5 separate regions of the Homo sapiens genome follow, and regions 2, 3, 4 and 5 are each linked to region 1. A link is an interaction called in ENCODE POLR2A ChIA-PET data of the cell type or tissue named here. Cell type or tissue: HepG2. All regions are shown on one strand. Region 1 overlaps LINC01762 (long intergenic non-protein coding RNA 1762). Region 2 holds the start of MAB21L3 (mab-21 like 3). Region 3 holds the start of ATP1A1-AS1 (ATP1A1 antisense RNA 1). Region 4 overlaps ATP1A1-AS1 (ATP1A1 antisense RNA 1). Region 5 overlaps MAB21L3 (mab-21 like 3).

Region 1 (5,000 bases):
GAACAGTGTGACTTTAATAAGGTTAAAGTTTGGCATTTTTACAGCTTTCATTATGATAAGGTTTTCAGTCACATGACGGGGAAAGAGCTAGAGAGGGTCCATCCAAACACAGCCGGTCAGACCTCAAGGTCTCCTGCCAGCTCCCCAGGGGTTCCTCATGCTGCAGGGCCGGCTTTCTAGCTGCAGTTTCTGCCCTGCTGGTGGAGAAAGCCTGCTCCTATCTTTGGCCTCTGGGACTAATTGGGGAAATGAATTCAGGCAGCTATTTTCAGACAGAAAGAGCCCTTGGCTGACTTAGAAGCAAATGCCCCATTCTTTGGCCAAAGGTGTCACCCTGACCTTGGTCAGCAATCAAGCCACCAGCTACAGTGAGAGCAGAGGAGACTGTTCTCCTCCCAAAGAACTGAGGGGGTTCCATGCTTTGGTTAATACCCTCCAGCCTAGAATACATACTCTATTGTCCATCTGGATTTGTCCATCCTTCAAACATCTGCTCCTCTGGGAGGCCTTTCCTGATTTCATCCTCCCTTCCTGGCCCCAGGAAGAATTCATCCCTTCTCACTCCCATGGAGCTTAGGCCATACTTCTCAAGCAGCAGCTATTTCAGTGCCATGAGTTCCTTGAGAAAGTGCCTTCAGCCCCACTAGACCCGTAGCTCTCCATTTACGATTCACCTGTGCCTAGTTTTTCTTTGAATACTCAGCCCATAGTACAGTGCCTAACACACAGTAGGTGCCCATAAATGTTGACTGAGAGAAAAATTTAGCTGAAGGCACATCCCTTACACTGGGAAGAAGGCTTAAATGTCATGTCCTCCATGCTTGGATCATCTTTGCCCATGAAGAACAGGAGAAGGTATAATTTCGAAATAGGTTACTAGTTTCTCAAAGTTGGAATTTGCATGGGTTCCTGTATCTATAGCATCTACCATCATGTGTCCACTAGTGTAAATTTCAAATGCATTAATGGTCTCATCTATATCCATTGTGTCATAATGTCGACTCATTTAGAAAATTCTTTATTCAAACTGGACAATTCAAATCAACACCATCAATTATATAACTACCCTGTGTCACAGCCAGCACTAGGCCATTCAGAAATACAGAATTAAGAAGTCCCTGTCCAAAGGAGTAGAGTCTAGTCGCCAAAGAGATATAGTCAAGTGTTAAGTGCATATGAGGTCATGGTTTGCATGCTGGCTGTGTGCTGTCATGCAGGCACACAAAGATAAGGGCACAGCATGTTCCCTTGAGAAGTTTATGGTCCAGCTGAGGAGCTAAGCCATTCACTAATAAAAAACACCAAACCGCAGCTGAGCATACTCAGGTATACAGAGATCCCTTAGACCACAGCTCCCAGGATCATGGCGGGTAGCCCCTCTCTGGACCCACAGGTGTGTGAGAACTACCAATGGGAGAAGAGCTTGGCCCTTCCTAATGCTTGGAGTCTGATGGACTCCAAAGGCCACTGTGTTTTGGTGCAGAACTGGAGTTTTTCTCATGGGCCTGGGACTGACCTGAACCATCAGTGCTGCTATGGAGCGGAACTGACTCTTCGGCTAGGCCCTGAGAGACCCCCCCATCAGGGCTCCTTGGATGAGGGATGCCCAGGCCTGGGCTTGACCTCCCAAGGTTATTTTGGACCATAATGAGCCCTGCTTCCGGCACACCCTCGGCTCAGAACCAGCCCAGAACTTCACTGGATGCTACAGGAGGCAGGAGCATTGGTGGATGACCTTCAGAAGTGGGCAGTGCTGCTTAAGGGGGAGGGATCACCCCCACTTCACCTCCACAGCACGTAAGCTTTGCAATTAGAGACCAGGGACCAGTAGAACTTGGAGGATGGCAGCGTGACACTAGAACTGGCCTCCCACGCTGCTCTGACTGGCTTTCCCCGAGTACTGGAGATGTGAGAAGATAGTCAAAGCCACCGGCAAGGGGTTGGGGGCTGAGAATTGTCCCCTTTGCTTGACCAAGGGCCAAGGGACAAAGTAGCAGGGTCCAAGGAGGCACCTCTCTCACATGGAGGGGAATCAGGCTCTATCACTACAGAATAAGTGTCCTCAGTTGGAGGCCCTCCCTGCCCGGGGGAGGGAGATATCCTTGGCAGTGCCGCTCCTGGCCCCCACAGTTCTCTCAGCTGAGCCGAGAAGCAATTCTCCTTTGCCCCTGGCCACTCCTCACTCGTGAGTGGGGAGCGTGACTCACATCTGTGGGGAGGGCAGGCACAGTTAGGTGAGCCTCATTCAAATGCCAGGCAGACGCAAATAGCACGCTTTCCTATGAATAGCTTCCCCAGCTGTTCTGCGGGAGGCTGAGCGCGTCCTTATCCAAAGTACATTTGCCCTGTTCTTATTTATGAGCCGAATCGGGAACCATGGGCTGCTTACCTTTGGCCCCTCAAGGCCAGCTTTGTGTTCTTTGTTCTCTAAAGTCTCACCCAAGTGAAATATTAACTGGTGGTGGGACAAAAGGGCCTGGTGCCTCTGAAGGCAGGGCTGGTGGAGAAGGATGCCTGGAGGGTGTGTTGTTCCCTGACCTGGAATTTTCCATTCCTCTTGTGCTCACATGACCAGGGCAGTGCTTTCTTCAAGTCACAAAATGAAGATGGCTGCCAGGGTGGCTGGTGCTAAAAAACCAGATAGTGGTGGCCATGGCTGTTAATGGCACCATCATCACTGATGATGATAATCTCAGTGGTACAGCCTGATGGAAGCTGTTAGGCCTGAGTGCCAGGAGGCCAGGGCCGTGGCCATGGCTCTGCCTCCACAGCAGCCTGGAGAACCTTGGGGAAGCCACTAGATGCCTTGGCCCTCTACTCCTCAGCTGTAACACGGGGAGGCTGGGAGCACAGAGGTCCTTTCCTGCTCTGATGATCTCTGCATTTATGAACTGCATTGATAGCTGGTCGCAGTAGCTGTATTGCTTTATCTGTGAGGAGTTATTAGGGTGCATCCTCCACTACCTTTGTACCTCTCTTTCCCTTCTCTCCATCTGCCTCACTGTTTCTTGGCCTCATTCCCTTTATCTCATTTCCTTCATCTTTATCTTCAGGCCGAGGACTTCTAAGCTAGACTACACATTGATTCAGTGTCTTTTGAATCAAGAGGGCCCACCTCTGCCACTTTCTAGTTCTGCCACTTCCTAGCTATGTGACCTAAGCCAAATTATTTTGTTTCTCTGCATATCAATTTCTTCATCTATAAAAAGGCAATCGGGTTAGGGCTTTTGTAAATATCGCACATAGTGTCTTGTATGTGAAGGCTCCACGGATAGAAGGCATGGCATGTTTAACATGTGAAAATTGGCATACATAAAGAACTCATCTTTCTTCCCGCAGACCTCCTTCTGTCTCTGTTTCTGTTACCAGGGATACTCTCCTCCGAATTATTGGGGTTTGGGGTTGATGTCAGCTTGCCTTTTTTGTCCCCTTGTTCCCTCCAGTATGTGTCTCCAGAAGCCTTCCTTTCCATTCCTGTGGGGTCTGACAGTTGTTGGAAGAAGGCCTGCAGGTCCAGGGCCGAGCAGGGGCCTCCACCGTCTGCTGAGGTGGGGATACTATCTTTGGGAATCACTGGAAGTTTTACTTACACAGGGACTTTGCCTGGGGGTGGTGAAGGGATTGGTTTAAATCATTGTTGACTGGCCAGGATTTCCTGAAGGTGAATGTGGACCTCATTGACTGGGGCCAAACAGACCTGAGTACACTTTCTTGGACTTGCTGCTGACCTCCTTACTGTCCAGAGTCTACCTGGTGCGTTCATGTTCCCTACACACTGCAGGTTGTGCATGAGGATGTCTTTCAGGGTGACACTGGCTTGAAAAGTTAAGGGAGGCAGCCAGGTGCAGTGGCTCATGCCTGTAATCCCAGCACTTTGAGAGACCAAGGCAGGCAGATCCCTTGAGGCCAGGAGTTCTAGACCAGCCTGGCCAACATGGTGAAATCCCATTTCTATGGGTGTGGGAGCCTGCACTTATAATCCCAGCTACTTGGGAGGCTGAGGCATGAGAATTGCTTGAACTCAGGAAGTGGAAGTTGCAGTGGGCTGAGATTGCGTGACTGCCCTCCAGCCTGGATGACAGAGCGAGACTCGTCTCAAAAAAAAAAAAAAAAAAAAAAGAAAAAGAAAAGAAAAAAGAAAGAAAGAAAAGTTAAGGGAGGCAGGTACTTCCAGAATAGCCCATATTACTCTTTGGGAAAAAATTTTTTAAATTGCTTCCTCTAGAAGATGTCGCTCTGTGGGCACATAGCTTAGTGGAATATAAGCTGGGTTTCAGTACCCACTTGCCCCCTTAGTGCAGAGCCTTTGTGCAAGATACAACCTGCCCAGTCTTAAGTGAGTCCTTAACTCCCATTCCAGACCCTGGCACTCACTCATTAGATTCCAAGTTCCATGAGGACAGGGTCCATGTCTCCTTCATCAGTGAGGTCCCAGGGCCTAGCAAAGGGCCTGGCACGATGCAGATGCTCAAGAAATATTGCTGGATGTTGAATGAATGGATGAATGAATGAACAATGCCTTGTAGCTAGGAATGCCTGGTGTAATTGGTACCAAAGAGCTCTGAGGGCAATAAAGTGGGGCAGTTAAGAGCAGGTGCTTTGGAATCAGAAAAGACTGAGTCTGGATTTTGCCCTACCTCTTAATAGATGTATGATCTTAACTGAGTCTGACTTCCTTCATCTTTAAAATAGGGGTGTAATAACACCTAACCCATTAGTGTTATAATGAGGCTTCGATGAGATGATATATGTAAAGCACATATATTAGTGTTTGGCCAATGGTGAAGTTGTAAATGATGCTTCCTGGAGAGCACTAAGGATAGCATTTCCCCGGGGGCCTCCCCATCCTAACTGCTTTAGGGTTCCCATACCAAGTAGCCTTCCCAGTCATTCTCAGTATGCATCTCGGATATGGAGTGAGGCAGCTTGTGGCTGCAGTGATTTGTTTGCTCTTGGCACCCATCCACATAAACTTACTGAGGCTTCAAAACCCATTAGGC
Region 2 (5,000 bases), 370 kb after region 1:
TTTTTTTTTTCTCAATGGAGTGCAACACTTGTGAGTAGATAGCACTCCCAGTAATGTGAGTCTCTGGGTACTAAGTTTTTCTGGAAGTGTGTAATGGACCAGAGACTTGCCTTCCGAACCCTTCACTCATGTTTTTATTTCCAAATTGTGAAAATCCATCTGTCATCTTTTGGGAAATTAAAAAAAAAAGAATTTAAAAAGAAGAGTTGATAAAATTGAATTTGAGTCCAACCTAATCATACCTTAGTTAGCTACATTGACTGGTGCTTTCACCAGAGAGCAATTTTCCAAATTGTATTTCCCACCCAAGTACTTAAAAGTTCCATCCAAGTCAGAAATACCCTGTAGTTGGCTTCTCCCCACCTTTTATGCTCCTGTCCCAACACTAGATGCACCGTGGAACTCAGTATCTTATATCTCCTGGTCCTTATCCTGTTGACAGTAAACACCCCTTGCTCTCCAAGCCAGAAAATCCCACGGATTGATTTACCTTCTTTACAATAAACAAATAGGAAACTGCCCAACAACCAGCCTGACACCCATCATTATGCCCGCAAACAAGTGATCAGGTCTTGTCAGCCAGCGCAGAGCACAACGGTTGGCATTTAGAAAAGCATGCACACACGTACACACAGGCACACACATATACACAGGCACACACGTACACACAGGCACACACATATACACAGGCACACACACGTACACAGAGTGCACACGGGCACACACCCACAGGAATGGCTGGTCAGGAATCCTTCTGCTCACCTGCTGACCTTTAAACGTAATTTCCCTCTTCCAACTTGAAAGCTGGCAGTAAAAATAAAGTCAGTGTAAACAGGTCCCTTTAGAGTCGAGGGAACACTCACGTCTGGTTTTGCCAGCAAAACTTATGTTGGAAAACAGCTCAGGCAGTAAATTCCCAGTTGGGCTGGCTGGGGCTAGTTTTACTACAGAAAAAAAAAAAAAATTTCACAATGGTCTGATCTCCTTGAAGCTGGTAAACATCACGGAGTCTGCTATCAGATAATCTAAAGAAATTACAGCCCTTCTGGGAGCACTACTTACTTTTAAACAATGTTCCAAAGGCAAGTGTTTCCAAGCCCACCTGTAAGTGCTGCCCACAAAGGCCACTGCACTATTTGGGGCCTCAGCGTTTGCATATCTTCCCATACTCTGCCCCAAGCAAAAGCCGCATCAGAGCTCCCTAGCTGCTCTGTGCCCCACCCACGTCATTACCTCCAGCTTTCAGTCCAACTTCTACAGAACTCCTGCCAATGCACAGCCTGATATAAATATTGTAAAGCTACATCCTCTCCAATGACCCTCTGATAGCACCCCTCAAAACAGCCTTGATTTTCCATTTGTTTCTATATGTAATTCTAAATCTCCTTCTTTTGATATCAAGTGCTCCCAAATTTTTCAGAATCTTATTCCCTGGGCTTTTCTTATCATAGTAGTGCCAAACTATTTGTTTTTCACAGACAGCAAGAGCCTCTTTCTCTGAACTTGCAATTTAGAATTCTCTCTCCACCTCATTTTCAACATTACGAAAGTCCCACTGTTTCTCTCATGTGCTCATTTTTGTTGTTACTTCTGCTTTCACTGTAATCATTAACTTGTGAGTCCCTTTCCTCCGGTGGGGTCTTTCCTAATGTTCGAGGGTTACCCCAGACACCTGTCATCAGATGCACAAACTTTCATTATTTTTGCACCTGTGGCTGCCCTATCTTGATTGCTCCAGTACCGCAGCTGATCAAAATGTTATAACTGGAATATTCTCTTGCCCTACGATCCAGCGACAATTGCCGGCTGTGAGCAGGGAAAGCAACCAACAGGGCCAACTGAGCAATCAGGAAACGAAGAAATAATCATGTGCTCAGGGAAGCTACACAGTCCGATTTTACCAGGATGTCATATCCAGGGAATAGGTGTGTTGTGGGGGCACAACCCAATTCCCTACTCCATGATTTAGCTCCTTATGGGCAAATGCTCTGAAATACAGGGCAGTCCCACAAATAGACTCTCTGACAGCTCCTGTCTGACAGTTTGATGAAGACAAGCTTTTTTTAGATGTAGATATCTGGGTAATTGGATATAGGATTCGCAAAAGGATTGAATTACAGTAAGCCTAAGGCACTTGTATGCTAGGCCACTGAGGAAATTCAAAGTTAGCTCAGGTTCTCTTCCTTCCTCAGAAAATAAATATTCTCCTTTCTCATGACTCACACCAAATGCAAGTACGGAAATGTAAACCTGCTTTGGCTCAGTTTCCATTGTGAAGACTAAGAACTTATTACAAGTCAGGTTAACAAGGCATGCAAAACCCTACGCTGCCAATCTGAGAAGTCCCGGGGAGATAATGCTAGCCCTGGTTTACCAGCAGAAGTGTTTGTTACTGATTTACTTAGTGTCTGAGATTTTAATTCCAAGAAGGAGGAAGGTTAGCTTGATCAAAATCAACCTTAAATATACAAATTTGTTAAAGTTTGCAGGATTACAAACTCTGACTTTTTTTTTTTTTTTGAGACGGAGTCTCGCTCTGTCGCCCAGGCTGGAGTGCAGTGGCGCAATCTCGGCTCACTGCAAGCTCCGCCTCCCAGGTTCATGCCATTCTCCTGCCTCAGCCTCGCCAGTAGCTAGGACTACAGGCGCCCGCCACCACGCCTTGCCAATTTTTTTGTATTTTCAGTAGAGACGGGATTTCACCATATTAGCCAGGAACAAACTCTGACTTTTTAAAAGATTTCCTGTAATCCCAAGATGACTCAGACTGAATCTGACAATGCAGAATACCAGGCAGAGATAATCGTCTGTGATGTGCTGAAGTCCACAGTAGTGAACAACCCGAGGCAGGGGCCAGTCTGTTCTGTATCTCCAGAGAAGCCTCAGTACCTAACGCACAACTGGCCCTCAATAAACATTACTGAATGCTTATTTGTTTGCATTAAACATTATGCAAAATGACATTATTTATTAGAATGTCACATTATAAAGTGACATTCTAGTAAATAAAATATATTTTAAGATGTGTAAAATCACCTTACAAATTATAAATTTAATTATATACATGCATCTGTGACTGCTTAAATTGCTATCTTCTTTTATAGAAAGGCCTGATATAAAAAAAAATTTAGCATAGTACTTGGCACATGATAAGACCTCAATAAATATTTGTGTTTATACTCCATTTCACTCCCTGAGGAAAAAGATCTATTTTTTAAGGCTTGTTTGGTTTTTTGTTTTTAAATTTTTATTTCAATAGCTTTTTACGTACAAGTGGTTTCTGGTTATGTGGATGAATTGTATAGTACTAAAGTCTGAGATTTTGGTGCATTCATCACCCACATAGTGTACATTGTACCCAATATGTAGTTTTTTATTCCTTAGTCCCCTCCCACGTCCCCCTTCTGAGTCTCCAAAGTCCATTATACCACTTTGTATGCCTTTGCATACCCATAGCTTAGCTCCCAGCTATAAGTGAGAAGATAAGGTATTTGGTTTTTCCATTCCTGAGTAACTTCACTTAAAATAGTGGCCTCCAGCTCCATCTAAATTGCTGCAAAAGACATAATTTTATTATTTTTATGGCTGAGTAGTATTCCATGGTGTATATGTACCACATTTTCTTCATCCACTCATTGATCGATGGACAATTAGGTTGGTTCCATATGAAAGATCCTTCTTTTAATGTATGTGAGTAATTCTCCTGGTCTTACCTGGTGGGTAGGATTGTTCACTGGGTTGGTCTTCACAGTTCCATCAAAAAGCTGGTCTTCTTTCCTTTCACACCTGACATGGTAACTGAGATAGTTTGAATTTGATCTTTGGTCTGGGTTCAGAGGTAGGGAATCCCAAACACAAATGCCTACATAGGCCAGGTGGTTAATAAAATAAATCAGGATAGAGTAGAACAATGGAAAGCGATAGGGGTCTGCGGTGGATGCAAGAGTATATATCCTATCTGGGATATTCTAACTTGTTTGGGTTATTTGTTTATTTAATTTATCTTTTTTAAGCAACACTGTACTACACACAAGATTCACCCCTGCACTCTGCACTCCTGCAATACTAAAATAGTTACAGTTCCCTGCAAGACCCCCTCCCTCACCATCTTCTCTGGACCCTTGCACCGACAATGCTCACTGCTTGGACTCTCCCCTTACCTTCCACCCCTTCACTGGGCTTCTATTTGTTCTCCAAGATTTGTCTTAGCTGCTACCTGCTCCAGGGCCTTCTCTGATTCTCAAGACTGGGTGGGGGACTCTACACGATGCTTCTAGGCCACCCAGTGCTAAACTCCTACTTTAGCTCTTATCATACTGCATTTTGTTACTTTGCTTGTATCTAGCTCCTGTGGTACCAAAAGCTCCTTAAAGGAAAAGATTTACCTTGTTGGAAACAGTATTTGACATATAGTAGCTGCTTAATAAATGAATGAATGCATGCATGAATTAATGACTAAATGACGGTGGCCCCTTTTCTTATTCTACAATGTAATCCCATTCTATCTCCCATCTGCAGGCATAAGATAAAGTGAGAAAAGTAAAGTTAAATAATGAGTAAGCTCCCATTAGTTCATTTAGGAACACAACAAAAGTAGAAAAGGAATAAGGAAATTTTCCTTGGAAAGGCTGATTTCAACTCAGAAAGTGCAAAACAACAGGATAAGATGTTGTGTACTTGAAGGAAGCCACTATTCACAGCCGAAAGGTGTCAGGAATGTTGAAAAACTGCCCAATAATTAGAACATGCCGTGTAGAACTTAGAAGCCAAAAACCCATGTCTTTGAAAAAGTCATGGCTCCATCTGGCCATTTCAATTAAAAGTACATTATTTCTTAGCTGCAATTATTATCACAATACATATAGAAAGGACTAGTTCCCCAATATTAGACTGAAGGAAGAAAATAAAAGTTTATTTAACACCAACAACTCTACCACTGTAGAGCCTGTGGTCAACAAGAAAGAATGAGAAATAACCAGTGCTGTCAACGCCAGCTCTCT
Region 3 (5,000 bases), 54 kb after region 1:
TATAGACTCTGAAATAAGGAATGTCATTGTAACATAACTCTAGCAACCATTTTGGAATCTCATTTGCTGCCAAGAACAAATGAGGATCTTAATTTATTCAATTTCTTATGTCAGAATATAAACTTTACACAATCCAAAAAACCTTTGCCATGTATCCAAATGAGGATCTTAATTTATTCAATCTCTATGTCAGAATATAAGCTCCACACAGCCCAAGAAAGCTTTCCCATGTCTCCCTCCCTTCCCTGTCATGCTTGTTCTTGTCTGCTGAGATCCCTGCTAGTGCGGAGACTCTACCTTGCACACATGCACACTCACACATGCACACACACTCCTATCTCCATTTTTTGAGGACTCTGATCTGCTTCAGCCTTCAAAGGTGCTAATAGGTTAATTTATTTCTCATCCACCCAAGTCACATACCGTATTTCTTCAAATCTAAAATGACATCGATTGCAAGATGCTACATTTATTTATGTACCATTAAAAAAATTATAACTGCAAGAGTCCAGAGATTTGTTAGGCCCTGATTTTAAAGATGTTTAGAAATGATACAGTGTGAGCCTTGCAATCAATGAAATGTATTTAAATTTTGAAGGGAGCCTTTTGTAGGCAATTCCTTAGAGACTCCAATGGTAGAGTGTCAGGCATCTTGGCGGACTGCTGGGGGAGAGGTTTGGAGTCAGATGATGACTGTGTTGTCACACAGTCACATCATGTAGTAAGCTGTTTATTTCACATCTCCAGTGGGACTGGCTCTAGGTGTGAAGATCCAGTGTATAACAAAGTGCAACATACACAAGAAACATGTAAGAAGAGGTGTAGATCTGTCTATAGGAAATTCACAGATGTCCCGTGATGCTGCATAAATCTCATTGACCACAGAAGGCTGTCCCACAAGTGTTCTGAGAACAGCCTATAGTCAATCTTTTTGCCTAGGCACCAGGCTGAGGTAGAGACTTGAGTTCTAACTTTTGTTTTGCTGTTCTCCAGTCCAGGGGCCAAGTGTCCTAGGTGGATGGTTTTTGTCCTTCGTCCTCAGTTCCTCAGGGGAGGCGAAAGACCATGGGCCTTGGGCTTCAATCAGGATAGCTCCACTTTTATGTCTTGGATATTGTTTGTCTGTGATTCTCTATTTTTAAAAAATGTTCCTCTGCTAAATGAAAGCTTGAAAGCCATTGATACAGATGAACTTTATCCTTTTGTCCACTGCTAAAATTCTCAGATTTATTATTTCACTTTAAAGAGGTAGATTATGGAGAAATATTAGATGCTTTCTTCTTTCATGGTAGCATCAAGACAGGAGGGCCAAGAGTTATTCATGTGAGAGGTTGTTCTGTTCCAACTGCTTCCTCCTCACTGTTTCTGCTGCGGCCTCGCCTATAAGTGAGCCCTTGGGAAGGAAGCAGATTTGCCCAGTGTCTTGGTCTCCTATTGCTGCCGTAACAAATCACTACAAACTAAATGGCTTAAAACAACATAAATGTATTATTTTACAGTTTTTTAGGCTAGAAATCTGACATGGGCTAGAATAAAGGTGTTGGCAGGGCCGCACTTTTTTCTGGAGGCTCTAGGGAAGAATCCATTTTCTTGCCTTTCACACTTTCTGGAGGCCACATTTATTCCTTGGTTTGTGACCCCCTTCTTCCATCTCCTCCAGCAATGGCGAGTGAGTAATTTTCACATCTCCCTGATTCTCTTCCATAGTCACATCTCACTCTCTTCTGCCTCCCTCTTCCACGTCTAAGGATCCTTGTGATTACATCGAGCCTGTTAAATTCAGTACAATCTTCCTATTTTAAGATCACTTGATTATCAACCTTAATTCCATCTGCAATCCTGATTTCCCTATGCCATGTAAGTCGTCTTCGGGGCCATTATTCTGTCTTCCACACCTAGAAATAGGAGTTGTAGTGTGACAGAGCTCGTGAGAATCAGAAAAAAAAGTGACACAAAACAAGCTGCAAAGCTATAAGCTAGTCTATTTTGAGTTGTGACCTTATCCCCATGTTATTGCTAGATAATGTTTATTAAACAAGGGACTCATGGAGTAGCACATAAATATTTCATGTGGGATTGGTGTCACAGGTTGAGCTTCCCAGAAGCTGACCCAGAGATGGAAACTTCCATGAGGGACATTTATTAGGAATACTCTTGGGATTAACACCTTTGGAATAGAAGGAAAATGAGAAACAATTTGTGCAGAGAGATAAGTTAGGCTGCAAAGCAGTCTCAACAAAGGTCTCTGCTGACCCCATAGGGAACTTTGAAGGTGGGGTGAGGGTGCCAGACAAGTATACCTCATTGGATGTGGGCTGCTCCAGGAAGGGGGGTGGGGTGTGACCTTGAGTGAGGATCTCTCTTCAGCTAAGGCACTTCCTGGAGAGGTCTGTCTGCCAGCAAATCCCCAGCAGCTTGAGGGAATAAGTTCACCAGTTCTAAAGAGAAATCTGGGTGGTGCACCCCAATGCCCACTACAAAAGGACTCTAGTGTAGGGAGCTTGTCAATGAACTGGGGGCAACTCTCCAAGGCTTAGGTCCTAGAGCAGAGAAAGTGTGGATAGGAAACGTAGGGGTTTGCCCAGACAGGCAAAGAGCTGATTCAGAAAGGATATTTTTTTCATCTTCTACCTATACCCCAGTCCCTGCAGAACTCTGAGGCTCCCTACCCATAGGGAGACAGTCTGCCTGCTGGTCACCTCCTACTCATCACTGGGAATCACAGACAGAACAAGTGGTGGCAACACCGGCCTGAAGATTCTGGACAGTGAGTAGATTTACACAGAGTAAACAAGAAGCTGGACTGAGTTTGGTTTAATCTGTCACTCCAGAAACCCACAAGCTGACAGCAGAGTCAATTCCACAGTATTTATGTGCCTTGGTGGCTGCTGCTCATGGTGGCTATTTCCCATGATCACATCTCATTATTCTTTATTACCTTGTCATCTGGAGGAGGAAGGATATCATCATCAATATTCTGTGAATTCCTAAATTATTTCACTTCTTCCAAATGAACTCTGTCTCACTAGCCTTGTGACCCTGGTGTCCCTCAGAACTCTACGCAGGGCCGGGAGTCTAGTTTAGCCTTAAGTGAAGGCAGAATAAGTGGCTCCCCCACTCAGGGTCACCAGAAAAATCCTAACCCGTGAGAATCTTCCTACCCTGTTTTCTGATGTCTGAAGTCCCAGGGCACAAAATTTTCAACTTCAAGCTCTGATCCCAATTAAATGTAGACACTCTCAGAAAGGGTCACTATCTCTTAATGAAACTGCATTTTAGCCGGGCGCGGTGGCTCACGCCTGTAATCCCAGCACTTTGGGAGGCCGAGGCGGGCGGATCACAAGGTCAGAGATCCAGACCATCCTGGCTAACACGGTGAAACCCCGTCTCTACTAAAAACACAAAAATTAGCCGGGCGTGGTGGCGGGCGCCTGTAGTCCCAGCTACTCAGGAGGCTGAGGCAGGAGAATGGCGTGAACCTGGGAGGCGGAGCTTGCAGTGAACGGAGATCGCGCCACTGCACTCCAGCCTGGGCGACAGAGCGAGATACCGTCTCACAAAAAAAAAAAAAAAAAAAAAAAAAGTGCACTTTAGATGTTTTCCTGGTGGGGGGGGGGGGGAGTGGGATATAAGTAGCAGTGTTCCAAGTACCAAAACCTCCCTGAGTCATCTGTGAAAAGCCATTTGGCAATAATACTGAAAGCTTTTAAATGCTCACATTCTGACTTAGCAGTTTCACTCCTGTGAATATAACCTAAGGAAACTGATCTCAATACTGAAAGGACTTTATACACAAGAATGGGCTGGGCAGCAAAGTGCTGTAATCCCAGCACTTTGGGAGGCCGAGGCCGGGTCGAGGGAGAAGCACCTGAGGTCAGAAGTTCGAGACCAGCCTGGCCAACATGATGAAACCCCGTCTCTACTGAAAGTACAAAAATTAGGTGGGCGTGGTGGCAGATGCCCGTAATCTCAGCTACTCAGGAGGCTGAGGCAGGAGAATCTCTTGAACCTGGAAGGCGAAGGTTGCAGTGAGCTGAGATCGCGCCACTGCACTCCAGCCTGGGCGACAAGAGCGAGACATCGTCTCAAAAAACAAACAAACAAACAAACAAACAACCAAACAAAACAAAAAAGAATGAATAATTTATAATCGTGAAGCTTTGGAAGCCACTTGAATGTTGAACATTTGCGAGATGCTCAGAGAAGTGACAGCGTATCAACCCAATTTTTTAAAGTCCTGCCATTAAAAATTATAGGTAGGAAGCGTCAGTACTAACACGGTGAAAATGTTCATGTTACAAAGTGGAAAACAACCCTGGATTCAGTTTAGTATGTGCGTTTTACCACAGCTATGTAGAAACAAATCCATACACATGGAAATCGAATGAAGTGAAACGCATGCAAATGGTAATGATGCTGTGCTTGGAGGCAGAATTGGAAGCAGTGTTAAAGTTATTTATCATCATTCGTGTTTTTAAAATGCCGTGTGATGGCCGCAATACTTCTGTAACGAATGATGTTTAAGCACGGAGCCCTTCACTGGCCGACGCGCGGGTGGGAGATAGGAGCCGCGCCCAAGCTCAGGTGGCGGCTGCGGGCAGGGCCGCCTGGGGCCGCAGCCGGGCGCGCTCCCGGCGGGGACCCTCTGCTCTCCTTGCAGACGGAGGCCGCGCCGGGTTTGGAGGCATCCCACAGCCTCAGGCCGAGGACCCGCCGCGAAGCGCCGCCTCCGCGGGTTGACCCTCTGCAGCCGCCGTAGCGCAGAGACGAATCCGCGCTCCCCCAGGCTGTCGCGCGAGCTCCCCGGAAGCTCCCACCTGAGCGGCGCATCCTCAGGGCCTGGGCCTGGCCTCCTTGCCTGTGAGATGGCACTGTGACGGTGCCCACCTCGTGGGGTGTGTGAGGGCCGAGTGAAATCGTGCATTTGCGGTAAGAAAGTGCTTATCACGGTGCCCAGTCCTAATATGGGCTGCCAGCCTAAGTACAGAGTCCCAATCCCA
Region 4 (5,000 bases), 63 kb after region 1:
GATGGTTACAGAAGCTCCATGTCATATCCAGAGAACACTCAGCGGGAGGAGAGACAGAGACTAGATCTTCTTGTGTCTCTGAGGAGTGAAGAAATTTTTCTTGGAAGCCCTCTGGCTGAATTCACTATGTTGTAGAGAATTGGTCACAACTGTATTCCTAAATCCATCACTGGCAAGGGGGTATAGGAGTCTCATGAGTAGATGAGACTGAGCAGGAGATCCCCCTGGAGCTGAAGGTGGGAGAGAAAGGCGGATACAAAAGTGATCAAAAAGTAGGACCAAATGACAGAATGGGAAAAGATGCTTGCAGTGTCTAAAACTGACTAATATCTAGAATACACAAGGAATTCCTACAAATCAGGAAAAAGACAGCAACCCCATAGAAAAATGAGTAAAAGATATGAACATGCCATTTATGGAAGAATTAACCCTAAAATCTTACAAAATATGATAAAATGCTCAAAATCATTGTTAATCATCAAAAATATGAATTTAAATGAGACTTTACATAGACTGAAAACAATTATTAATAGAAACCTGCGAGGTCTGAGAAAATTAAAAAAAAAGAAAAAAAGCCAGCTGGACAATTCCAGTGATTGGCAGGGTGTGCAGACATGGGAACCTCACGCTGCTGGTGAGACTGTGGACTGGTGCAGCCATTCTGGAGGGCAGTCTGGTCTTCTTGGTGAAATTATGTAAATGAATATATCATGTGACCCACAGTTCTGTCCCAGGAGAAATTCTCACAAAGGCCAGGAGAAGACCTGTGTGAGGATGCTCCTGCAGTCTTATTAGTGGTGGAAGGGAGTTGCCCACCAACTGAGTGTCAATTATTGTGAAAAATAATAGGTCACATGTGGGGCGTGCACACAAAAAGCACTGTGTAGCAGTTAGAAGCAACTGGAGTATCATAGGAAGGATCAGGAGTACTCATAGCAAAAAAAAAAAAAAAAGAAAAAAAGAATCTACTTGGTGGTTATGAGTTTTTTGGAAAAGTCATTTTCTGTTGAACATGCATACTGAGATGTATAATGGGTGAAACCATGTCTGGGATTGTCTTAAAATACTTCTGAAAGAAAGAAGTAGGGATGGAGAGGAGAGACTAGATAAAACACAATTGGCAAAATGTTGGTAAAATTGTTCAAACTACATGATGGCTACATGGAAGTTTGTGATATTATCTTCTCTACTTTTGTGTACCTTAGAGAATTTTCATGATAAAAGTTTAAAAGTACATACACACACACAAAACAATACCCATGTTGCAAGAACACATTGAAATAAGAAGATAAACATTAAAATGGTTGGTTACCTTTTAGGAGAAGAAAGGAAGGAGAGCTGAGTGTGGTGAAAAAAGTGAAGAGTGCTGGCTTTGGAAGCATGTATGCTAAAATTGGAACCACACAGAGATGACCATGACCCCTGTGCAAGGATGCTGTGCAAATTCATGAAGCATTCCGTATTTTTATAAGTAAATAAATGGAAAAAAGTGTAAAGAAAAAAGATCCAGAAAAATTGGGATACCCCAGTGGAGCATGGGATGGGTAAAGACCAAGGGGAGGGCATGTACATTTGGCAGGCAACCAGCAGGGCCTGCCCGGAGCCCATCCTTATTTTCCCCAGGAGCCTCCTCCCAACCCCTGAGGCTTGGTTAGGCTCCACCTGTGGTTTTCTGTGGTACCAGGGGATTTTCCTCTTCTGGCACTTACCACACATCCTCTTAAGACCTGCTCATTGCACTGTCTTCCCCACCAGACTGTAACAGGGAGTGGGCCTATGTGTTTGTTTTGCTCAATTCCATTCCCCCAGCATGTGGCACATGGTCCACCATTCTGGGTGTGCTCTAAAATCCGTTGAGTGAAAAACAGTAGCCAGTGTTTGTTGAGTATTATCTCACTTTATTCTCAGAACTCTATGAAGTAGGAAATAGTATTTTCACCCGTTTGATTAACAAGGAAATGGAGGAGGCTCAGAGAGGTTAAGTGACTTGCCTAAAGTCAGAGCTAAAGTATGGCAGAGCAAGATCCAGGCAGACCAGCTGCCATTAGAACCAGTGTTCTCAATCCCTGCACCATACTATCTTGAAGAGGGATGGAGGCCAGTGGTGTCGAGGAGAGAAGCTAACACACTTGAAATATTTTTCAGTCAACATCAGACACTCCCAAACCAAGAGCTAATGTGGTACAGACTCTGGGAGCTGTGTGGTAGAGAACGGAGTGGAGTGATCAGAGAGATAGGGAACATTGGAAAAGAGATTAATAGAATGTGATAGAAAGTGATTACAGTTGAATCCAAAAGCATCTTCCCTAAATTGTCATGGGGTTGAGATGGTAGGCTGAGGCCCAGCCCACCCCTATGGGGGTGTCTCTTGCCTTCTAGGTAGTTCTTAATTAGTGGTTCTCAACTGGGGGTGATTTTGCCTCCAGCGGACGGACATTTGATAGTATCTGAAGACACTTTTCCTTGTCACAACTGGAGGGAGAAGGGTGGCTAATGACATCTAGTGGGTAGAGCCCAGGGAGGCTGCTAAACCTACTAAAATGCACAAGGTACAGGATACCGTCCCCCAAAAAGATTCATCTGATCAAAAGCTTAACAGTGCCACAGTTGAGAAACCCCACCAGTTCTTAACCTGAATGATAGTTTTGACCATTCACCCACTCTGCTTCCACAGTCTTTCTCTCTCAGCTTCCAGAATCTCTAAATACAAGGACATGGCAAAGACACAGTGTTGTCAAGAGAAGCCTGCGTGTGGGCTGGGCCTAGAGAGCCTCACATGATGGCATTTCCTTTGATGGTTCATTACAGCCCAGGGCCACTGTACCATCATCCCACCTTTCTACTCTCTGATGCTTAGTCCCAGTGGTGTGCTGGTTAATGTTTAACAACCAGCTCTCTGGGAAAACAAGTCCTGGTTTGTAGCATTTGACAATTTCCATGGTGTAACTATTCCAACCTTGGCCAATTTAATGTTGCCAATGAGAAGTCACCTTGTTTGCAAAATTCCTGAAAATTTAACAAATGAGCTGGTGTGAGCCAGCTCCTGCACACCACTGCTTAGACCCCACCTTCCAATCTTCCATGTTCTCTCATAAGCCACATAAATGCGTACCCACTGAGTCAATGGCTTAACACAATGAAAGTGGGTTTCTCACACAATAGTCTGATATGGGTGTTCCTGATTGAGTTGTTCTCTCACATGGCCCTCCTCCAAGCAGCGACTCAGGGCCAGGCTCCTTCTGTCTTGTGGCTTACTTCCTCTAGAAGTTCTCAAACTTCAGTATGCATCAGAGTCATCTGGAGAGCTTAAAATGCAATTCCCCAGAGTTTCTGACTCAGTAGGTCTGGGATGGGGCTTGTGGATGTGCATTTTATAAACAGTTCCCAGGCATTGCTGGTCTTGCTGGTCTTGCTGGTTGGGGGACACATTTTGAGAATCATTGCTCTGAGGCAATGATTTGATTTTTTTTTTCTTTTTTCTCTTTTTTTTTTTTGAGACGGAGTCTCGCTCTTTTTGCCCAGCCTGGAATGCAATGATGCGATCTCGGCTCACTGCACTGCAACCTCTGCCTCCTGGGTTCAAGCAATTCTCCTGCCTCAGCCTCCTGAGTAGGTAGGATTACAGGTGCCCGCCACCACGCCCAGCTAATTTTTTGTATTTTTAGTAGAGATGGGGTTTCACTATGTTGGCCAGGCTGGTCTTGAGCTCCTGACCTCAGGCGATCCATCTGCCTTGGCCTCCCAAAGTGCCCAGCCTGAGGCAATGATTTTCTACCTTGGCAGCACACTGGAATCACCTGGGAAGCTTTGTTAAATCCTGATGCCTGGTTCCACTTCCAGAGTGTCTGTTTTAATTGGTCTAGGATGCAGCCTGACAATGGCGATATTTAAAGCTCTCATGTGATTTCAATCAACAGCTAACGATGAGAACCACTGCTTGAGGGCCTTCCTATTTCTTCCACCATGCATCTGGTAGGTATAGAAAGAGAATGCTTTTTTGTGGAAGGGCTTATGGGCCAGGCCTGCAAGTGATAGGTACATCAGGTGAACTCCTGTTCCGTTGCCTAGAACAGTCACATGGCTGTACCTCCACAAGGTGGGGTGAGAAATGTGTTCAAGGTGGGTGCTTAGGAAGAAGAAGGGGTATGGTTTGTTGAACAACTAATAAGTTTCTGCCATGCCTACCTACTAGCTACTTCTTTGGAATAAGTATACCTAGCTAGCTGCTCAAGTATATGGACCCACAAGAATCTGATGAGTCCACCTTAGTATATGGGAGTCTCTGGCTTTAGGGTATGTTGAGGTAAAAACCACCAGTGGCAACACAGGATTCTTTTATGTCCCTAATGGGAAGCAGCTTGATCTAATGGAAAGATTAAGGCTTATAGATATGTGTTCAAACACATTCTTAACCACTTCTTACAGGCTACTAACCTCTCAATTTCCCCTCTGCAAAGTGGGGATTATATTTACCTCTAGCTACTTCATAGGATGAAATGAAATAAAAAGCCCCCAAAATAGTGCTGTAGGCAGTAGTACATGTTCGATAAATGTTGGTTTCCCTTCCCTTAGAAAACATTGCCTTGTTGGCACCAGTGATAAGGGAGCTGGATTGGGTGACCTGCAAGGACTCTGGGCTTCTCTCCTGGCACATGCACATGGGGTGAAGAGCTGGCTGTGAGCATTTTGCTGTCCCTTCTTTGGGAGAGAACCCATACGCAGAAGACTTTTATAGTAAAGGATGAATGTTTGTTTCTGGGACAATATATAGTTGGCAATAATGTCTTCATATGCCTGTCATTTTAGCAAAACTTTAAAAACTTGCAACCAGGTGGGCGCTGTGGCTTATACCTATAATCCCAGCACTTTGGGAGGCCAAGTCAGGAGGATCTCTTGAGCCCAGCCTGGGCAACATAGTGAGTGAGACCACATCTCTAAAACAAACAAACAAACAAAAAAACACCACCAACAAAAACTTACAAGCAGTTTTATATAGAGCA
Region 5 (5,000 bases), 340 kb after region 1:
CAACATGGTGAAACCCCATCTCACTAAAAATATAAAAACTAGCTGGGCGTGGTGGCGTGCACCTGTAATCCCAGCTACTCAGGAGGCTGAGGCAGGAGAATCGCTTGAACCTGGGAGGCGGAGATTGCAGCGAGCCAAGACCACGCCACTGCACTCCAGCCTAGGCGACAGAGCGAGATTCCGTACCCTCCTCCGCCCCCCTACCACAAAAAAAAAAAGATTAATAGTAAAATATCTCCTGGCAATAAAACTGAAGGTCCAGCCAGTTCTTTACATGAGTTAAACCAAACTTTCCAGCAAAGAGATTACCCCAATATTATTGGAATAGAATAGGAAAAATAAGGAACAGCTACTTCTCCTAAAAGCCATAGCTATAAAATTCTAGAGAATATAGGAGCACTCCCATGACCTGAAAAGAGAGAAGGATTCCTTAAACAAGATGCAAAATGTGCTCCATTATAATGGAGAAAGTTGCTGAAAATCCACCCATATTAAAATGGAGAATTTAGATTGGCGTAATCACTTTGGAAATATTTTGACAATATTTAGTAAATTTAAACATTCATGTATTCTGTGAACCTACATTTTATTCTTATGTGTACACCCTTAAAAGACTTGTGTGCATCTGAAGATGTATAAGAATGAGCATAAAAACATCATTCAAATCACAAAAACTGGAAACAATGCAAATGTCCAATTACAGTAACAAGAATATATAAAGTGTAGCAGCAGATTCCCACAGTGGAATATTATTTATTGGTGAAAAGGAATAAACGACTGCTACATGAAGACACACATGGGAGTCTCAAAAGCATAAAAACAATCTCAAAAGATTGTTTCTCTGTGGCCATGAGAAACAATCACAGACGACTTTATACAGTATGATTTCATGTATGTAAAGCCTTTAGATAAATGAAACAGTCAAAACTAAAAACACAATTTGGGATGCATGCAGATCATATTTTGTTGATTCTAAGCCATGTCTCTTTTTTTGACATTTCAAACACTTCAAAATTGAGATTCATTTTGTAACCAAAATTTTGTAACCAAACCATTCATTTTGTGAGTCTCTTTCTTAGAGGTGAAATAATAATGCATCTTACAATGTCGGGAGCTTAAGTTCAATGAAATATGGTAGGAAGTAGAACTATAAAGAAAAACATGAGAATGATTAACATAAAATGTGGGATACCTACGATTACCTATGTCTGGGAGGAAGGAGGCTGCTGGAAGGAAGGGGAAGCAAGGAGAATTCCGTATACTGACAATGTGCTATTTTTCACCAAGGTACAGTATATTGGTGTATTATTATTATTATTATTATTATTATTATTATTATTATTATTATTTTGAGGCAGAGTCTCACTCTGTTGCCCAGGCTGGAGTGCCGTGGCACAATCTCGGCTCACTGCAACCTCTGCTTCCCAGATTCAAGCTATTCTTCCACCTCAGCCTCCCCGAGTAGCTGGGACTGCAGATGTGCACTACCACGCCTGGATAATTTTTTGTATTTTTGGTAGAGACGGGGCTTTGCCATGTTGGACAGGCTGGTCTCACACTCCTGGCCTCACGTGACTCCCCCCGCCTCAGCCTCCCAAAGTGCTGAGATTACAAGTGTGAGCCACCGCGCCCAGCCTGCTTTATTATTCTTCTTTAAATAGGTTAGATTCTCACATGTATAAATATATTTCACAATTTAAAAAAACAAAAAGAGTGAATGAGGCGAGTAGGTGGAGATACACGTATAGTAACTCAGGAAGCTGGACAGTAAAGGGGAGAAGAGAGTGAAGCGGCCATTGCGGGAGGATGTGGAGGAAACTACAAGAAATAAATGGAAAGACTGAAGAGCTGGGAGGCATCTGAGCTGTCACATGTGGAGAAATTGGCCTTTCAGGGAGATACCTTCTATATTTTAGCAAGAGGGACGAAGGGGAGAATGGGCTTGCAGAATTTGCAGTGAAATTTTCTCATGTTTCCTCTGTGATGGTTTATATTTTCTTTACAAAGAATTTATCTGTGGTCTGGTATAGTTATCAGGAATGGTAGAGATGGGCAAATAGCACGAGGGGTAGGCATCTAAAATGAAAACATTTGTTCAGCAGTTATCCCATGCCAGGTACTCAACTAAGAGCCTTTTACATCCATCATTCCATTCGTTGCTCTCATTAACACTATGAGGTATATATTCTTTCATGATGCCTGTAACAGTTTCCTAGGGCCATAGGAAAATAACCAAATACCACAGACTAGGTGACTTAAATAACAGAAATGTATTTTCTCCCAGTTCTGGAGGCTGGTGGTCCAAGAGCAGGTGTGGACAGGCTGGTTTCTCCTGAGGCCTTTCTCCTTGGTCTGTGGGTGGCTGCCCTCTGCGCATGCACATCCCTGGCATCTCTCTGTGTGCTTAATCTCCTCTCCTTTAAGGATACCCGTCAGACTGAATCAGCTAATCACCTCTTTATTATTAACTTAATCACCTCTTTAAATACAGTCACATTCTGAGGTGCTGGGGGTTGGAGCTTGAACTTATGAATTGTGGTGGACACAATTCTGGCCATCACAATGCCCATTTTGGAGAGAAGGAACTAGAGACACAGAAAGGCCAAACAGCTTGCCAAGGTCATGCAGCTCCTCGGCATCAGAACTGGGATGCAGACGCAGGCAGGTCAACTGCGGTGGCTGAAAACCAACCATTCCTCTACACGCCTAGTCTTGGGCCTGGAAGAGTGAAGAAGGATTGAACGGTCTTTTGGAGAATTAAAAAAAAAAAAGAACAGAATAAAGGAGTAATATTCTCTGGCTTTTCTTAGCTGTGCAATCTGTCCCAGGAAACAGAATGGAGCTGAATGCCCCGGGAGCCTGGATGGACGGTCCTCTCATAGGCTCCCTTTTAAAATCTGAGTTTTAAGGAGAAAGATGTAAATCTCGGCTAAAATGGCAGGAAAGGTCAACAATTTGGCATGAGCTGGAATCCACTCATCCTTGCTCTGGAGGGACCAGGTGTAAGTTACGGGCTGAGAAGTGTGACACCTGCTGGGCTCCGAGGACGAGAATGGGTGGGACCTGGCTCCTTTCATATGTGTTCCCTTGCTGCCCTCTGCTGGCAAGAATTGGGAATACGCAGGAAGCTGCTGGTAGCCCTGCTTCCTGCAAAACCCTCAGATCTCAGGGGAAAGACGGAAAGAATCTACCGGAATCAGACTGTGGCGCACGTCAGTTCCTCCCTTTCCACACACGTACACACATATTGAACCAATGTTACAGTCAATTTTCACTTTTTAGCATTCCGTGACTGTGTAGCTGTTTTAAAAGTTGCTTAAGATGGTTTTTGTTTTGTTTTGAGACAGAGTCCCGCTCTGTAGCCCAGCCCAGGCTGGAGAGCAGTGGCCAGATCTCAGCTCACTGCAAGCTCTGCCTCCCAGGTTCAAGCGATTCTCCTGCCTCAGCCTCCCAAGTAGCTGGGATTACAGGTGCCCACCACCATGCCTGGCTAATTTTTGCATTTTTAGTAGAGACGGGATTTCACCACGTTGGCCAGGCTGGTCTGGAACTCCTGGCCTCAAGGGATCCGCCCACCTAGGCCTCCCAAAGTTCTGGGATTACAGGCCTCAGCCACCCTGCCCGGCCGAAATTAAATTTAAAACCTTATTACATTTGCCACCTTTTCAAAAATGATGTTTCCTAAGATACAAGAATATGAGAATTAGAATACAAATTTTTGATGATTTAACAAAATGTTAGTTTGTTCACCATTTTATATGCTCTTTTTAAATTTTTTTTTTAGAGACAGGGTCTCCCTTCCGGTGACTCCGTCACCCAGGCTAGAGTGCAGTGGTACAATCAAAGCTCACTGCAGCCTCAGACTCCTGGTCTCAAGGAATCCTCTCATCTCAGCCTCCTGAGCACCACATCCGGCTAATTTTTAAATTTTTTGTAGAGACGGGGTGTCAGTGTCTGGCTATGTTGCCCAGGCTGGTCTTGAACTCCTGGTCTCAAGTGACCCTCCTGTCTCAGCCTCCCACAGTGCTGGGATTACAGGCATGAGCCACTGCACCAAGCCTTCATGTTTTCAAAAATTGTAAACTCATTGTTGGTTTGGAAATTTTTTTTTCAATATTTTAAAATCATTACTTATTAAACGATAGCCTAGGGACCCCACCATTTGGTTACAGTACTTTTTTTTTTTAATCATACTTTAAGTTTTAGGGTACATGTGCACAATGTGCAGGTTAGTTACATATGTATACATGTGCCATGCTGGTGCGCTGCACCCACTAACTCGTCATCTAGCATTAGGTATATCTCCCAATGCTATCCCTCCCCCCTCCCCCCACCCCACAACAGTCCCCAGAGTGTGATGTTACCCTTAATGTGTCCATGTGTTCTCATTGTTCAATTCCCACCTATGAGTGAGAATATGCAGTGTTTGGTTTTTTGTTCTTGCGATAGTTTACTGAGAATGATGATTTCCAATTTCACCCATGTCCCTACAAAGGACATGAACTCATCATTTTTTATGGCTGCATAGTATTCCATGGTGTATATGTGCCACATTTTCTTAATCCACTCTATCATTGTTGGATATTTGGGTTGGTTCCAAGTCTGCTATTGTGAATAATGCCGCAATAAACATACGTGTGCATGTGTCTTTATAGCAGCATGATTTATAGTCCTTTGGGTATATACCCAGTAATGGGATGGCTGGGTCAAATGGTATTTCTAGTTCTAGATCCCTGAGGAATCGCCACACTGACTTCCATAATGGTTGAACTAGTTTACAGTCCCACCAACAGTGTAAAAGTTTTCCTATTTCTCCACATCCTCTCCAGCACCTGTTGTTTCCTGACTTTTTAATGATTGCCATTCTAACTGGTGTGAGATGGTATCTCACTGTGGTTTTGATTTGCATTTCTCTGATGGCCAGTGATGATGAGCATTTTTCATGTGATTTTTGGCTGCATAAATGTCTTCTTTTGAGAAGTGTCTGTTCATGTCCTTCA

The links. ChIA-PET counts read pairs that join two places held together with the same protein. Peaks named below come from ENCODE experiments on the same cell type or tissue, not always from the same donor. Only the 100,000 strongest peaks of a DNase experiment are listed, where the experiment ranks them.
Region 2: POLR2A ChIA-PET joins it to region 1 with 12 read pairs; 3 of 35 experiments call an interaction of 5 or more read pairs at or near these places.
Region 3: POLR2A ChIA-PET joins it to region 1 with 129 read pairs; 10 of 35 experiments call an interaction of 5 or more read pairs at or near these places.
Region 4: POLR2A ChIA-PET joins it to region 1 with 35 read pairs; 10 of 35 experiments call an interaction of 5 or more read pairs at or near these places.
Region 5: POLR2A ChIA-PET joins it to region 1 with 11 read pairs; 16 of 35 experiments call an interaction of 5 or more read pairs at or near these places.

Annotation. Positions count from the first base shown.
Region 1 is chr1:116,472,782-116,477,781 of GRCh38, reverse strand. All of the region lies in intron 2 of LINC01762 (long intergenic non-protein coding RNA 1762), which reads left to right. Among named protein-coding and RNA genes, the nearest start is that of LINC01762, 3.5 kb to the left of the region's middle. RefSeq lists a cis regulatory region at 2,444-2,457 and an enhancer at 2,378-2,522. In HepG2, no CTCF peak of the experiment used is centred here; a DNase peak (open chromatin) is centred at 2,391.
Region 2 is chr1:116,107,573-116,112,572 of GRCh38, reverse strand. MAB21L3 (mab-21 like 3) reads right to left here and starts at 1,174. Exons shown (of 8, transcript NM_152367.3): 1 at 1,063-1,174; 2 at 763-944; 3 at 1-166. In HepG2, no CTCF peak of the experiment used is centred here; DNase peaks (open chromatin) are centred at 1,592, 1,852 and 2,762; H3K4me3 peaks cover 2,558 bases.
Region 3 is chr1:116,418,388-116,423,387 of GRCh38, reverse strand. ATP1A1-AS1 (ATP1A1 antisense RNA 1) reads left to right here and starts at 4,766. Exons shown (of 3, transcript NR_027646.1): 1 at 4,766-4,929. RefSeq lists a silencer at 4,558-4,687 and an enhancer at 4,647-4,941. In HepG2, no CTCF peak of the experiment used is centred here; DNase peaks (open chromatin) are centred at 2,767 and 4,787; H3K4me3 peaks cover 1,242 bases.
Region 4 is chr1:116,410,233-116,415,232 of GRCh38, reverse strand. The region is part of intron 1 of ATP1A1-AS1 (ATP1A1 antisense RNA 1); the gene reads left to right. It also overlaps the pseudogene RNU6-817P. Among named protein-coding and RNA genes, the nearest start is that of ATP1A1-AS1, 5.9 kb to the left of the region's middle. In HepG2, no CTCF peak of the experiment used is centred here; a DNase peak (open chromatin) is centred at 2,862.
Region 5 is chr1:116,137,311-116,142,310 of GRCh38, reverse strand. MAB21L3 (mab-21 like 3) reads right to left here. Exons shown (of 8, transcript NM_152367.3): 8 at 4,162-5,000. Among named protein-coding and RNA genes, the nearest start is that of MAB21L3, 28 kb to the right of the region's middle. RefSeq lists enhancers at 2,909-3,203, 3,302-3,351. In HepG2, a CTCF peak has its summit at 3,064 (motif pointing left); a DNase peak (open chromatin) is centred at 3,070.